Regions from separate parts of the Homo sapiens genome. Here region 1 is linked to region 2. A link is an interaction called in ENCODE POLR2A ChIA-PET data of the cell type or tissue named here. Cell type or tissue: B cell. All regions are shown on one strand. Each heading gives the region's core, and the rest is flanking DNA. Links, peaks and the distances in the headings are about the cores only.

Region 1 (8,380 bases), core at 241-8,240, 110 kb before region 2:
CAGTTCCTAACAGGCCACAGGTCAGTACTGGTCCTCAGCCTGAGGGTCAGGGACCCCTGGTCTAGAGGACAAAAGTGTTCACCACATATTACATCAGCTAAGAAAGGCACTTTGATTAACAATAAATCCTTTAAGGGCTATTTTTATAACAAAAAGGATTAAGTCTATTAGTCATTCAGAGCATACTATAGTGACTTTAATCTGCTTGCCAAGTTAATGCAACAGGAATTACAGTGGGTCTGAGAGAGGTGAAGGAGGATGGAAGAAGGAAAAAATAAAACAATGATAACTTGGGAGAGAGAGGCGCATATCAAGAGAAATGTAGAGAAGGTTGGACTGCCCCAGTGCAGGGCTTCAAACAGCTGTAAAACCCCTGGGGGAAAGAAAGGCCAAAGCTATAAGAGGAACGCAGCAAGGAGGCAGGAAGGCTGTACTGACTCATTCCCCAATTAACTAAATGGAGAGCAAAGCCCAGGGTTTTGCCCTTGAAGCTAATATGGTCCAACATTATTTCCTGAAATGAGCTTTTCTTTTTCTTTCTTTTGTCAGACAGGATCTCGCTCTCTGGCCCAGGCAGGAGGGCAGTGGTGCAATCTCGGCTCACTGCAACTTCCGCCTCTCAGGCTCAAGTGATCTTCCCACCTCAGCGTCCCAAGAGCTATGACCAGACGACTACACCACCATGTGTGGCTAGTTTTTTAATTTTTTGTAGAGATGGGGTTTTGCCACGTTGCCCAGGCTTGTCCTGAACTCCTGGACTTGCGTAATCTGCCCGCCTCAGCCTCCCAAAGTGCTGCAATTACAGGTCTGAGCCACCGTGCCCAGCCTGAAATAAGCTTTTCTAATAAACATTCTTTTCCAAACATAATTTATTCCAATGTCCCTCCTTCCCTTTTAACACCTTGAGATGTAATTTACATATTAAATAATTCACCCATTTAAAGTGTGCAATTCAATGGTTTTGGTATATTACATTATCAATGTTTTTAAATTGTGGTAAAAACATAGATAATAAAATTTACATTAGCCATTTTTATGTGGGCAATTCAGTGGCATTAAATAACGCTCACTATGTTGTGTAATCACCCCCATTGTCTACTTCCAAATATTTTTCATTACCCCATCAGAAACTTTATAACCATTAAGTAACAACTCCTCACATCCTCCTCCCCTGATAACCTCTAATCTATCTTCTGTCCTTTTGAATTTGTCTGTTCTAGATATTTCCTATAAATTGAACCACAGAATATTTGCCCTTTTGTGTCTGTCTTTTTCCACTTAGCATAACATTTTCATGGTTCATCCATGTTGTATCATGTATAACTTCAATTCTTTTTAAAGACTGTGTGGTGTTGTGATATGTAAGTACATTGGTTTTCATCTGTGGTTCCTGGTTCATAACTCCCTTAGCCCTAGTTACAGTCTTTAGTTATAATGTTGAGTGTGTTAGGTCTCAGGAAACAGAATTTCTCTCCTACTCTCCTTTCACCTGCCTCAAGGCAGGACTCTAATCTTGCCCTACCTTTCTGACTGTGGGTCATAAGACCCTCCCCAGAGAAAGCCCCACCCTGTACGCTGGGGGAAAGACTACTGACATCATGAAGCTTCCACAAAAATCCAAGAAGACTGGGTTCCACAGGGATAGAAGCTCCTGCACTCATGGTGATTTCAGACCTTCCCTTATGTGTCTCCTCAAGTGGTTGTTTATTTGTATCCTCTAAAATATCCTTCTTAATGAACTAGTAAACATTAAGTGAGTGTTTCCCTAAGTTCTGTGAGCTGCTCTAGCAAATTAATGGAACCCAAACAGTGTACTGTAGGACTTCAACTTGAAAGCCAGTCGGTCAGTAGTCCGGAGGCCCAGACTTGTGACTGGTGTCTGGGGGTGTGCAGGGCAGTCTTGGAGACTCAGTCCCCAAACTGTGGGATTAGCCACTATCTCAAGTAGATGGTGTTAGAGTTGAACTGGAGGACACCTAGCTGGTGTCTGCTGCTTGGTGTGTGGGAGAAGAGAGCCACACCTTTGTTTACAGAAGCCTTCTGTGCTGATGATTGTTGCTGTGGTGTGAGAGTAGAGGAAAAACATGGTTTGAGAGAGTTTTTCACTACACACGATGAATAATATTCCAATGCACATATGTATCACATTTTGCTTATTCTTTCAACTTCTAACAGACATCTGGGCTACTGCCACCACTTGCCAGTGGCATATTTTTGACAGCCAGACAGAGCAAAGTGCATGTATCACAGATAATCTGTGTGTGATTCTTGGGGCTGGATCTAGAGGCTTCAACAAAAGTCTAAGGTGCAATAAGGGCTAAGAGCTTAGAACCACTGATCTAGTGTAACCTGAACTTAATTGATGGGGGAAAAGTTCCAGATAATTTGCTCAGGGGACAGAGCTAACTAGTAAGAAAAGCAGGAAGATAATCAAACAACTAAGACCTCTAGATCTGGGCTTTGTGGATGACACAACAGTGTATCGGTAAGCACGGATGCTTTGTGACTTGTGGCCTAGGGATGTAGGATGACAGCTCACCCACTTAAACTACTCGACCTTTCTTGGCTACATAAACTAACACAAACCATCCCAAAATAAAATGCTTGAAATCCAACACTGCAGATTTAAAAACCTGGCTAGAAGTTCTAATATATCTTACATATGGTGGTTTAATTTGTATGAACACTTTTTTCTTCTACTACTGAGAAAATAAACATGGGATTTAACATATGATAACCAATATGTACTGGTTTAGTGATCAATTAAAATTTCTTGGCTGGGTGCAATGGCTCACATCTAAAATCCCAGCGCTTTGGGAGGCTGAGGCAGGAGGACTGCTCAAGTTGAGGAGTTCTGAGACCAGCCTGGGCAACACAGCAAGACCCCATCTCTATAACAAATTTTAAAAGTTGCTGGGCGTGGTGGTGTGTGCCTGTAGTCCCAGCTACTTCGTAGGCTGAGACAGGAGGACCACTTGAGCCTGGGAGCCATGATCAAGCCACTGCACTCTAGTCTGGGCACCAGAGCAAGACCACATCTCCAAAAAAAAAAAAAAAAAAAAAAAACACCTCACGTGGGGTTGTCTCTCAGCCTTTCAAGAACTTAACAGACCAAAAGAGTGACTCATCCAAATGTCTAGAATTACTATATTTTCCTCATATTTTTCCTCTCATTTTAAAGGAAGAAAAAAACCTCAACACAGAGCTTCTGCACTTATCCTATTCTCTAAACTAACCACTAAGCATGAAATCCAGTATAAACTGATTATTCTGCCAAGAATGTGCATATATATTAATTTCAAGGACAAGTAAACCAAGCAGTCAGGATTTATCAAAAAGCATCAATTATGATGAAAACTGGAAGGGTATTGTAAAGAGCAATGACTTATCAATCGATATTATATAATAACTGTAACTCAGAGTTAATGATTAAATAGATTAAATAAACAGAATATTTTTCCACCAAGAAACAAAACAAGAAAACTAAGAACGATGTTAAATAAAACCAGGCCAGATACAAAATAGATAAATGTATTCGATATGTTTTATTTCTTACCTTTTCCATATACTGTGAGCAGTTTGATTCTTGTAATAAATTTGAAGCTTCTTGTTTGTAATACTCTCCTGTTTCAGTCAGAAAGGGAGACTCAAAAATTTCCTGATAAAACTGAATAAATCAATTACATCATATTAGAAGAAATTAGAACAAGCAGTTTAAGAAATTAACAGTCTGATTATTTGTTTTTAAAGGAGGCTGTTTACCTTTAAGGGGAATTTTTTCTTATACTGTTCAACATGAACAAAGGAGTTAATAACCCCATGGATTACTTTCTGGTTTGGGTCTTCTCCACCACGATCACTAAAACAAGGTATAACACAAAATATTCTTGAGAATACAAATTATCTATGGAAATATACCCAAAATATGCCAAAATATGGCTCCTTATTCTATTGGTCTAATCAAAGTGTAAAGAACTATAAAAAGGTACATGCATGAATCTTAACAATGATTTTTTTTATATCACAGCTGAGTTAATATTCATGATAGTTAATGTATACATTAGATGTCATTTCAAGAAATAAAAAGAAAACTGATTGTAAAGTTCAAGATACTATGTCAGTAATAAGATAACACTTCTTTAATTTTAACAAAGTAGATACGAGCCCATCAATTCAAAACTTTAATACTGGCGGTTAAGAATGCTTGATTTTCACTCACTACAAACTACAAAGTCTTAATCATATTAAGACATGTAGGTGAAATGTTAGCTTTTCTAATAAAAGGAATATGAAATAGAACCAGGCACCGTGGCTCGTGCCTGTAATCCCAACACTTTGGGAGGCCAAGGTGGGAGGATCCCTGAGTGCTGAATTTGTGAGCTGCCTGGGCAATAGAGCGAGACCTCATTCAAAAAAAAAATTAGCCATGCATGGTGGCACACACCTGTGGTCCCAGCTACTCTGGAGGCTGAGGTGGGATGATCCCTTGAGTCCTGAGTTTGAGACTAGCCTGGGCAACATAGCAAGACCCCATACAAAAAAAAAAAAAAAACAACTTAGCTGTGCATGGTGGCACATGCTTGTGGTCCCAGCTACTCTGGAGGCTGAGGTGGGAGGATCGTTTGAGCCCAGGAGGAGTCGAGGCTACAGTGAGCCACGATTGCACCACTGCACTCCAGCCTGGGTGACAGAGCAAGACCCTGTCTCAAAAATTAAAAAATAAAAATAAAAATAAAATAGAAAAAAAGTTTGCTTAAAGCCACAGTAAAATAATCTAGCTCTAAATTGGGATTTTGTGACTCTAGTACCAATGCTCAAATCAAACCATTATGGTTTACCTCACTACACACTCTTCCAACCTACTTTAAAATAATTTCTTCTTTGCATTAATAATGTCACAAAGAGAGCAACAGAAAACTTATTATCATCATTCCCTAGTAAGAGCTTGTTGCTCTATATATAGGATGTAAGAATTTTCTATCATTGAAGAAAAGCATCAAGGAAAAGCATCCAGGCAATTACCTTTACATACTAGAGTCCTTCCCTGCCTCTGAACCCCTCTAGTCCTCTTTGATTCTTCCTTTAATTATTTGGATATTCTGAGAACTATTTTTTGGACATGAATTAATATGGCTACAGTAATTCTGTCAGTCATAGAGAATCTTGATATCTTGATATCACTGACTAGTTCATATAATAAGGTCACACATGTGAGCTCATTTCCTTGGCTTGGGTCACATGCGTGACCTCACATAAGCCCACATTCAATCTGGTGAGATACTGATCTGAACTGTTACCTATTTTCTCATGTTCTGCTTATGGTGGAAGAACAGATACTGTGGAGGACATACTGGCAAAACTCTAAGTATACACACCCTATGACCCCAAGCAAACATCTACATATGTGTACAACAGAAACAAGAGTGGTGTTAGTGGAAAAACTGGAAGGAACCTAATATACGCCACTAGGAGAAGAGTTTAATAAAGTGAGGTAGGCCTCTCTAGTTTAAGTCTGAGTTCATCCTGGTAAAGTTTAAAAAGCTAACTGGTCACCTAAGGATGACAGCAAACCAACTCATTATCTTAAAAACTGGGTTATTGGCCAGGCGCAGTGGCTCACACTGGTAATCCCAGCACTTTAGGAGGCTGAGGTGGGCAGATCATCTGAGGTCGGGAGTTAGAGAGCAGCCTGGCCAACATGGTGAAATCCAGTCTCTACTAAAAATACAAAAATTAGCTGGGCATGGTGGCGCATGTCTATAATCCCAGCTGCTCAGGAGGCTGAGGTAGGAAAATTGGCTTGAACCTGGGAGGAGGAGGTTACAGTGAGCCAAGATCGTGCCACGGCATTCTAGCCTGGGCAACAGAGTGAGACTCTGTCTCAAAACAAAACAAAACAAAACAAAACAAAACAAAACAAAAACAAAAAACTGGGTTATTAAAAAGGAAAGAAACAAACAGTTATTTTGCTTTTCCTATATGAACTCTACCATTGGGTAACTAAACAGTAGGTGAGAAGAAGCATATCTTGATAAAATTTTCCAGGTAATAAAGAAGAACAAAATGATAGATGGCTCTAACAAGCAGCTCTATAATATGCTGACTAAATTACTAATTTCTTCATTTCCTTTAACTGACATTCCCACCTAGAAAACAATTTTAAATATCAGGAATTCTATTCACTGTAAAAGAAAGATGTGGCTCACATCAGAAACCCTACCTCAACCTCCATATTTGCTTAATTCTCTATGATAGTTCCTCAATTCTGTGAGTGAACACATTAGATTACAATAAAAAATAATTTGGTTAAAGATTTCTGGGCCAGGCGCAGTGGCTCACGCCTGTAATCCCAGCACTTTGGAAGGCCGAGGCGGGTGGATCACGAGGTCAGGAGATAGAGACCATCCTGGCTAAAACGGTGAAACCCCGTCTCCACTAAAAAAAAAAAAAAATAGCCGGGTGTGGTGGTGCGCGTCTGTAGTCCCAGCTACTCGGGAGGCTGAGGCAGAAGAATCGCTTGAACCCAGCAGGCAGAAGTTGCAATGAGCTAAGATCGTGCAATTGCACTCCAACCTGGGCAACAGAGCAAGACTGTCTCAAAAAAAAAAAAAAAATACAGGCATAAAGGCCGGGTGCGGTGGCTCACTCCTGTAATCCCCACACTTTTGGAGGCCGAGAAAGTTGGATCTCTTGAGGTAGGAGCTCGAGACCAACCTGGCCAACATGGTGAAAACCGGTCTCTACTAAAAATACAAAAATTAGCAGGGCGTGGTGGTGCCCAGCTACTCGGGAGGCTGAGGCAGGAGAATTGCTTGAACCCAGGAGGCGGAGGCTGCAGTGAGCTGAAATCATGTCACCGCACTCCAGCCTAGTAGACAGAGTGGGAATCCTGTCTCAAAAAAAAAAAGGAAAAAAGGACAGGCATAATGAATTCAGAGTTAGATTAGCCCAGATGTGAATCCCTAGAATTATTATTAGATGGAGGCTGGAGTCAAATGATCTGAGTCAGATCACCACCATTGACTTTTGCATGTCAAGGATGTCATGCATGTAAAATGGTGACACTAATAGTATTAGCCTTCCAGTGTTGTGAGGATTAAATGGGAAGATGGATGTAAAATTTTTAGCACAATGCTTGGTATGTAGTTCCCATGTTTAATTTCTATTATTAATATGCCTTAGTTTCCTTAACTTTAACATGCAAAACTCTAAGAGAGCTGTCATGAAGAATAAGTGAGATCTTAGTAAAGCATGTGAAACAATGCTTTAATGGAAGCCGATTATAACAACAAAAATAAGACAAGCAGACCAGATAATCTATCTTTTCCAGAACTAATATGCTTTAGTTGTATTATTTTTCTTACATTGTTTCCTTCATTTTTTATCATATTGATTTTTAGCAAACTAACAATCACACTAAAAATTTACTAGGTTGGGACAAAATTATATTAAAAAAGATATTTCACAAAAGTACATTTAGAAAGTATAACAGTATTGTCATTATACTTTTAAATACTTGAATTCCAAGTCAAAAGAAAAGTTAGTATATTTTAGCAGGAGAAATTATATTAGAACTTAGAAGTTTTGTTGGGAGTGTTCTTTTAGTTCACAGTTTTGTAAAGAAAAGAGGAAGAAAAACAACGGGTTACACCCTACTGCTTCAGTATTGCCTTTCCTCTCCAGCTCTCTATCTCTAAAAACAATGGAATCACTCAAACGGTCAGTGACAATTTTTAAAAATCAAGTTACTAGTTGTTACCACCTACTTTCTATTGGGTATCAAAAATTTAAAAATATTCTCTTATCTTCTTATGTGAGGCATAGGGGTGGGTGTGTGTGTTTAATCCCTTACTTCCTCCCAGGAGTCCCATACTAAATACCACGGCTTTGACAAAGTATTCCTCATATAAAAAAAACTCCTTATTTAGGTCTTCTTGATGAGCACAGATATAGGTGGAGTGGCCATTATTACACTACAATTCACTGGTCTAGATAATTCCTATAACATCAGTTCCAGTAACCTGGAATTTACTGGATATATATTTGTGTGACTGACAGAGTGCTTCTGAGAGTCTTTGAGCCAGAGCTAATCCAAGGATGTTCTATTCTAGACTCCACAGGAAAATGTTCTTTGTACTAAATTGTATTCACACAGCACTAGGGTAAAAAGTGTTAACCACTCTGAGCCATGGGTAGAGTGGGAAACCATTTTCCCATAAATTTATCTCACAGAATTAGGCAAGTTATTGATTATAACACTGAGGCTAAGAGGTAGCCAACTAACTAGAAGAATGTCTTCCTCAATAGGTGGTCCTCACGAGGATTTAAACAGGTAATATGTACAAGCAACTCAGGGCACTGCCTAGAAAGTCTAAGAGTT
Region 2 (8,380 bases), core at 217-8,216:
GTTTACTGGGGAAGGCCTTTCGGCATATAATTTTTGAGTTGAGACCCAAGTTGTTGCAGAATCTTAAGAAAGGTTTTGCCTTTCAAAGGTGTAAAAAATAGCACAAGACAACATTTCCCAGGTGGTTTCCAAAATACTCCTGCTAGGGCATGCTTTGTGGGAAAAGGGTTTGTTTGGTAGTCAGATACTTTTAGAAAATGCTGTCTGTTGGACCTGTGCCCTTCACCCTTCTCAAGACACACTAGCAGATTGAAGCTTTTGAGATGTTCTGTGGGAAAGAAACCCTTTTAATCTTTAAAACGTTTTGACAAAGCATTTTCCCTACCCTTTTTCCCCAGATAATGCCTTTTTAGAACCTGCAGAACTAATGTCCTGAGGTATTTTCTTTGGAAACTGCTCACATAACCAAAAGTATAACAGTAGGAATTAACACTTCATGTGTGATGATGACCTATAATTACCTAGAATTGGAGAGGCCACTCTGGGAAGTTATAAGAAAAGAGATAAAGGATTAGGCAATATTAAGGGAAAGACATTTTTCTATGGTAGGCTCGACGTTTGTATTTTGGTATAATTGCTCTAAATTGTCCTGGTCAGTTATAAGTATTAAAATAACTGTAGTATAGATGATAGCAGACAGGTTTGAGCATGGAAGGATTGGATTTGGGTAACGGCTACTGGAATGCAAAAGGCAGTAGGAAGTCAAAGACAGTAGATGAAGGATCTGTAGAATCTGGTAACTAATTAAATCTGGAAAAACAACTTGGATGTTTTAATTCAAAGATCTAAGTGGTCTATATACTTTTTGGATGTATAGTTAGACTAAGGTGAAAAAGAAACATTGTATTATTGACAGCTGAAAAGATGTGTAACAGCAGGGAGTAGTTTCTATAAGTTTTTTGGGTTTTTTTTTTTTTTTTTTTTTTTTTTTAAGACGGAGTCTCGCTCTGTCGCCCAGGCTGGAGTCCACTGGCGCAATCTCGGCTCACTGCAAGCTCTGCCTCCTGGGTTCACGCCATTCTCCTGCCTCAGCCTCCCGAGTAGCTGGGACTACAGGCGCCTACCACGGTGGCGCCCGGCTAATTTTTCGTATTTTTAGTAGAGACGGGGTTTCACCGTGTTAGCCAGGATGGTCTCGATCTCCTGACCTGGTGATCCGCCCGCCTCAGCCTCCCAAAGTGCTGGGATTACAGACGTGAGCCACCGTGCCCGGCCTCTATAGGTTTTTAAATTTTAGTTTTGTTTATTTTGTTTATATTTTAACAGGATAAAATTTATTATAATATAGTTTGCCTTCTAAAAAGAGTCCATATAGAAATCACTAACTTAAACTGAATTCATACACAAACTTCAAATCACATCAGAAGTTTTTCCTGGAAAAATTAGGTCCTCTTTTTTCAATAATTGGGGCTTGTTTATCAGAAACGACTTAGTGATAACAAAGCAAGACACATTTTTGTATTATTATACATTTAATTTAGACGATGGGGAAATTCCTTCACACTACCTCATAACATAAAGCAGGTTTATTAGGCCTTAAGAATCATAGAATATTTATACTTTTCATGTAAAATAGAAAACCTAATTTTCCAGCCATTCATGCTAAACAGCAGGGTTAAAGTAATGATCAGGAAGACTTTATACGTTTTAAAATAAGGTAGTTTTCATGAGACATTTTGCAGTGCTCCCTTGGTAATGTTCATATTCAGTGAGCAGAAAAGAAAAGATGAGAGAGTTAGGACTCTACTATTGAACCTGTTTCTTGAAGAAAACAAAAACCAGATAGTACAATTGGATGTCAGAAATGATTATTAGAAAGCTAGGTAAAAACAGTACAGGTTGAGTATCCCTTATCTGAAATGCTTGGGACCAGAATTGTTTCAGAATTTGGAATTTTTTGGATTTTAGAATATTCGCATATACATATGAGTTACCTTGGGGATGAGAGCCAGGTCTAGACACGAGATTCATTTATGTTTCATATACACCTTATAGTCTAAAGGTAATTTTATACAATATTTTTAATGATTTTGTACAGGATACAAAGTTTTGAGCCATAGCATGAGGTCACATGTGGAATTTTCCTTTTGTGGCATCATGTAAATGCTCAGAAAGTTTCAGATTTTGGAGCATTTCAGATTTTGGATTTTTGGATTAGGGATGTTCAACCTGTATTTCCAAATACTTAAGATAGGGCCTTAATTTGTCTTCCTTTTTATTGTCTTTTCAGACAAATGACCATGGAAACAGTTGAATCCCAGCATGATGGAAGTATAACAGCTTCTTTGACAGAGAGCAAGTCTGCTCATGTGCAGACTCAGACTGGCCAAAATTCAATCCCTGCTTTAGCTCAGGTAGGCAATAGGCAGGCACCGTTGAAAGTCAAAATATATGGAAATGAGAATTAGGTGCAGATTCTGTTTTCTTGCCATTGATCTTAAATTTTCCATGTTCCCTGGTTATCAGCCATTCTTGCTTATTTGATTGTGAAGAAAAGATACGTGTTGTAATTAGCCTTGCATTTTAACAGACATTCAGCAGTGCCCCATCTCCATTGCCACCACCACTATGGAAGGAAAAACAAAAACCCTTCCTGAATATGTAATCCTCAAAGTATGATTTGAGAGGGTTGCTAATTCGAAATTGATACAGTTCTGATGTCCTTAGCTGTTAAGATGACAGAAATCTTACCATTTTCCCCGTATATATTTGTCTTAATCATTACTTTCTTTTCAGTTAGGTCTCGAACTTTGAATTGGTTTCATTCAGAGGTCACCAGTATCAGTTAGTACCTGTTTCTAGATCCTAAAATTTATTTCTGAGATATCTATTAAAAATATAGTAAAAATAAACACATTTGTTAGTTCATCAAATATTTATTGAATGTCTGCTGTGTCTAATTATTCCGGATGCATGTGGATATGTAGTTTCAGGACTTAAATATCCCATGGTTTGGTAGGGTAGACAGATATTTTAGCAATAATTCCAGTAGGGTAAGAAGTGCTGTAAGATACTATGTAGAAAATGAATAAGGCCTACAGAAGAGGGAGCAGCCAGCTGACTAGGAGTGCTTTATATATCTCCTTTGAGCTAGGCACAAAGGATGAGTAGGAGTCTGCCAGGTTGATAAGGTGAGGAAGCATATTCTAGGCAGAGCGAAGAGTGTGCACAGAGGCACAGAGCCAGAGCATGGGATGTTCAGGGAACTATGGGTATTGAGTTTAACTGGAGCCAGGTGTCTGGGCTGGGCAGTCCAGCTGGTAAAGGTAAGTAGAGGATCGTATACATTTCAGGGTTTAGAGTACACTGTACTCTAAATAGTATTGAAATATTTTCAGGTGCCCACCGTATTTTCAGTTTTGACACTAGTAGCCATGTGGAGGTGGAATTGAAAGTCAGTGAGTCGGAACTGAAGACACCATCAGGGTGCCTGGTGGAGTCAAAGTAGCGTGAGATACAGAGCAGTGGTGAGACCTTTGTGGTACATTAAAGGGAGAATAAAAAGGACCTGGTGGTTGACTGGAAGGCCCAGGGGAAACACCAGGCACTTCTTGGGTTATATTAGGCCAGACTGGTGTGAGAGCTCTCCTTTCCTGTGCACCCAGCCTGCTTTTCTTTCCTCTTTAAAGCTGCCAACACCCACTCGTTCCCTGCAGGTTTTCTGCGGTATTCTGTAGAGCTGTATCTCCCTAGCAACACCTTTTGTTACACTGAGAGACAGGCATTTAGGTTAGGCCAGGCCTTTTGCTTAAACACACACACACACACACACACACACACACACACACACACACACACACACCCTTGTTAAAAAAAATGCATGTTCATTGTAGAAAATAAATATTAAAATGAAGAATATAAAAACTATCCATAATCTTAACATCCAGAGATTTAATCATTGTTAACATTTTGGTGTAGCTCCTTTAGTCTTTTTGTCTGTGTGAATAGAATAGAAAGCATATACTTTTTCTCATGATTTTGGGATTTTCCAGAATCTTTAGAGCTATGGTTTCTGGTCAGTAATTCTGCCCTTTGCTGAAGTTGTAGTTGAAAGCACTTTCTTTTTTTTTTGGTAGAGACAAGTTCTCACTATATTGCCCAGGCTGGTCTCAAACTCCTGTGCTGAAGCAGTCCTTGCACCTCAGCTTCCCAAAGTGCTGGAATTACAGGTGTGAGCTTCTTGTACCCAGCCTGAAAGTACATTTTCTTCCTTCTGACTCTACTTCCTTCTAGGTGGGTCCCGGCTCACTAAGTTCTACAGATGCCTTTTGCCCCAGAATTCTGGGGCTGAAGTCCCAGCAATAGATTTCCATTATCTAAATATGGTAATTTGCAATTCTGAGGACCTTCAGGCTGGGCGACAGCCACCTCTGTGAGCCTCACTCAGAAATTGCCAACAGGTGGCCAGGTGCAGTGGCTCATATCTGTAATCCCAGTACTTTGGGAGGCCAAAGCAGGTGGATCGCTTGAGGCCAGGAGTCCGAGACCAGCCTGGCCAACATGAAGAAACCCTGTCTCTACTAAAAATACAAAACTAGGTGGTTATGGTGGCACACGCCTGTAGTCGCAGCTGCTCGGGAGGCTGAGGCACGAGAATCACTTGAACCCAGGAGGCTGAGGTTGCAGTGAGCCAAGTTGGAGCCACTTCACTCCGGCCTGGGTGACAGAGTGAGACCCTGTCTCAAAAAAAAAAAGTGTTGCCAACAGGTTAAGTAATGTGGAGTCTGAAAAGTAGTCTTAGGTTTCTGAGGGCTTGAAAGTGTTGCCAACAGGTTAAGTAATGTGGAGTCTGAAAAGTAGTCTTAGGTTTCTGAGGGCTTGGAATTGAATAGGAGACCAGTGGACAGAAACTAGGTTTTAGTAGGTTATAGAATAAGTAAGAGGAGGGGAAGTGGAAGTTGGAAGTATAGACTCTTTTAAGAAATTTGTCTTGAACTAATAGAGAAAGATGGGTTTGTGAAACAAAGGGGTGAGAACTGGGATGTGAGAAATTTGGGAATGTTTTGAATAAAATGGAACATTATAGAGACTTGTGAGAAGGCAGAATCAAGGAACTAGAAAAAGCCTGTGTTTACGTTTGTAATGCTTCTTTAAAAATCTCAAATAATGTTGTATGCTAATAAATATTGATAGTTATTAAATCTGGATAGTAAATTCTTGGAGTTTTGCTGTTTTTCTATTTTATATTGTTAGAAGTATTTTTTTGTTGTTGTTTTTGTTTTGTTTCGTTTTGTTTTTTTGAGACAGAGTCTCACTATGTCACCCAAGCTGGAATGCAGTGGTGCAATCTCGGCTCACTGCAACCTCTGCTCACTGCATCCTCCACCTCCCGGGTTCCAATGATTATTATGCCTCAGCCTCCCGAGTAGCTGGGATTACAGGCATGTGCCACCACGCCCAACTGATTTTTGTGTTTTTAGTAGAGAGGGTTATGCCATGTTGGCCAGGCTGGTTTTGAACTCCTGACCTCAAGCAGTCCACCTGCTTTGATCTCCTGAAGTGCTGGGATTACTGGTGTGAGCCACTGCACCTGGCCTGTTTGAAGTATTTGATCAAACTGAAACTATGGTTTTTATCTTTCACATGCTAGAAATATAGAGATTAAGAAGTAATCTGTATGCCGACTTATGGATTATTTTAGTTAACTAAGAATTATCCTCCATGCCATGCATGGATCATGATTTTTTGAAGAATTAGAAGACAATTCTTAGCAGTCAGAATTTTCTGAACATAATTACTCATTAAAGTTCTTGTGACACCAGCAGCTGTTCGTTTATGAGTATTGTTACTATCATACAATAGTATATGTCTTACAAGGAGTAGGAAATCAAGCTGAACTCTATTAACCCTATGATGTATGCCAAAAGTGACTGACTCTTCTGAATTTCTGATGGCTTCATATTTACTTGCCACTTGTCTCATTTTTCTTCAGACTTGAGGATTGTAAATTTCCATATGTTTTAGATTTAAACTTAGTTGTGAATAAAGAGGAATTTCTGACACTCACCTTCCTTGTTTATATGATCAGATTATCAGTAAACAGTGTGGGAACAAAAGGCGTAAGCAGAACGTTCAGTGGGTTTGATTCTTTGCATCTAAGGTCATTTGATACTGGTTGTTTTGATTGTCCTGGCCTTTCCAGAGCTTCTGCTAATCAAGAATATACTATGAAAATCATCAGAGACCTAGCAACTGTTGAGCTTGGTTTTGGCTGTCAGGCCCCTGTTCTGCTGATGGATTGAGGTGAGGTGCAGGTACACCAGGGGACACTGGAGTTTTGCTTTTCTGTTTTATAACTTTGTAGTAATAAATGGAGCCTTTCTCTTCTGTTTGAAAACAAAATCACGGTGGTGGTAATGTCAAAAAGTTGGAAGCAGGAGTTGCCATCAACAAATCCTAGTACGGCAAATAACTGGAAGTTAAATGTTGTCTTGGCTTTCTTCTTGCCTAAATTATTTTTATGCTGATTTATTTTTAATGGAAGCTGGTATCTTATTTATTAAGTACGTGTGTTGATATACAGGACTAGACTCGCTGGATTCTGGTAAAACTGTTGATAATAAGTTGGAGAGTCCATTTTAAATAACCTGGCCAGGAGGAAATCTTTTCCAGAAATCAAAATGGTGAAAAGCAAAAATATTGTATGTACAATACAAGTAGTTTTAAAATAGTGACACTTACATCCTCCGGAAATAATATTGTTTTTAAATGGGTAATGGGAAGTTAAAACTTCTTTTGTTGTGAAAGACTTCAAACATACATAAGAGTAGAAGAATGATTCCACATATATATAAAGTTAGTAATTATTAAGATTTTGCTAGACCAGGCATGGTGGCTCATGCCTATAATCCCAGCACTTTGGGAGGCTGAGGCAAGAGGATTGCCTGAGCCCAGGAGTTCAAGACCAGCTTGAGAGCTTGTCTCTTTAATAAAAAATAAATTAATACAACAAAAATTTTTGCCAGGTGTGATGGCATGCCCTTGTAGTCCCAGCTACTTGGGAGACTGAGACCAGTGGATTGCTTGAGCCCAGGAGCTCAAGGCTGTAGTGCACTGTGATCATGCCTATGAATAACCACTGCACTCCAGCCTGACGACATAGCGAGACCTTGTCTCAATAAAATTAAAAAAAAAGATTTTGTAGCACTTGCCTCATCTATCTTCTTTTTTTCTTCTTGTCGCTGAAGTATTTTAAGCTGCTCAGCAGATCTCAGACATCATGTCATTTTACTCCTACTTACTTCTGGGTATACAACTCTTAAAACATTATGGACATTTTCTTATATAACAAAATGTCATTATACCTAGTTAAGTATAATTAATATGCAATCCATATTCATTTCACAAATGTATGATCTACTCTGAAGGCAGTAGAGTGGACACCTTGAACTTTTCTTGTTCCTAGACTCTTGGGAATTGGTAACACTGCCATGAAGACCTAGGTGGGTAAGGTCATTCAGATGGAGCCAGTGGAAAGGATGTACCTTAAAACTGACTTTCTGAAGTATAATTCTCCATAGCTGCTGCTGAAGCCTGGAGGCCTCGACTCTGAAAGCTAAATAACTCTTCTTTATAAATGACTACTTCTCAAGGTTTCAGCAAAGATAGAAGGGAAAGATGAAAGGAGCAGTATGCTAGGAGTCAAAAGGGGGGAAGGAAACTCTGGAGATTGTCAAGGTCAGCAAACTGCCTCGAGAGAATTAGTTCTGATATAACACTTAACCTCTCCAAGGACCTCTGTATTTTTGGAAACAAGGAGACACTAGGGAGGCAGAGAAAGCCGCTAGGGAATGTTGTTCAGAGATTATACTCTCCTAATCAAGCTGAACTCTGTTAACCCTATGATGTTTGCCAAAAGTGACTGACTCTTCTGAATTTCTGATGGCTTCATATCTTATCCTTTCTTATCTTTTCCATTCTAAGTGCACAATGTGTAAGGAGTCCCTCGGAATAAAGCAGCCCTGGCATGCCATCGGGGATTGAAGTAGGAACGATTTAACAAGGGATACTTGGAAATGTTGTCATGTGCGAGTTGTAAATTTTCTTTTTTAATCTGGTGGAAAATTGGAATGGCATTTCTCTGTTTTGCCCAGCTATGCCAAAAATCTTCTTGGTCCCACATAGGCCTAGGAAGGATGTAGATGGCAATCACAAAACAAACAAAAAATGAGCAAACAAATAGAAGACCTCAAGCAACATTTTCTCTTGTTAATAGGTTAGCAACCTCATATTTGTATATTAAAGAGATCTGCATTATGTTAGGTTGATTTCATATAATTTCAGCTAAGTAGATCTAGTTTAAGGTCAGTGTTTTATTGAATCTTGTATTTTAGCTTCAGTATATTAATTTCCTTAGCTGAGGGACTCCTACTGAAGGAGA

Evidence for each region. ChIA-PET counts read pairs that join two places held together with the same protein. Peaks named below come from ENCODE experiments on the same cell type or tissue, not always from the same donor. Only the 100,000 strongest peaks of a DNase experiment are listed, where the experiment ranks them.
Region 1: POLR2A ChIA-PET joins it to region 2 with 12 read pairs; 3 of 35 experiments call an interaction of 5 or more read pairs at or near these places.

What each region holds. Positions count from the first base shown.
Region 1 is chr10:35,041,010-35,049,389 of GRCh38, forward strand. CUL2 (cullin 2) reads right to left here. Exons shown (of 21, transcript NM_003591.4): 7 at 3,763-3,859; 8 at 3,557-3,667. Among named protein-coding and RNA genes, the nearest start is that of MIR3611, 34 kb to the right of the region's middle. In B cell, for the core only: no CTCF peak of the experiment used is centred there; no DNase peak of the experiment used is centred there; H3K27ac peaks cover 359 bases.
Region 2 is chr10:35,146,138-35,154,517 of GRCh38, forward strand. It overlaps CREM (cAMP responsive element modulator), which reads left to right. Exons shown (of 8, transcript NM_183011.2): 3 at 2,231-2,354. Among named protein-coding and RNA genes, the nearest start is that of CREM, 23 kb to the left of the region's middle. RefSeq lists enhancers at 2,979-3,098, 3,259-3,318, 3,739-3,788. In B cell, for the core only: no CTCF peak of the experiment used is centred there; a DNase peak (open chromatin) is centred at 3,534; H3K27ac peaks cover 1,482 bases.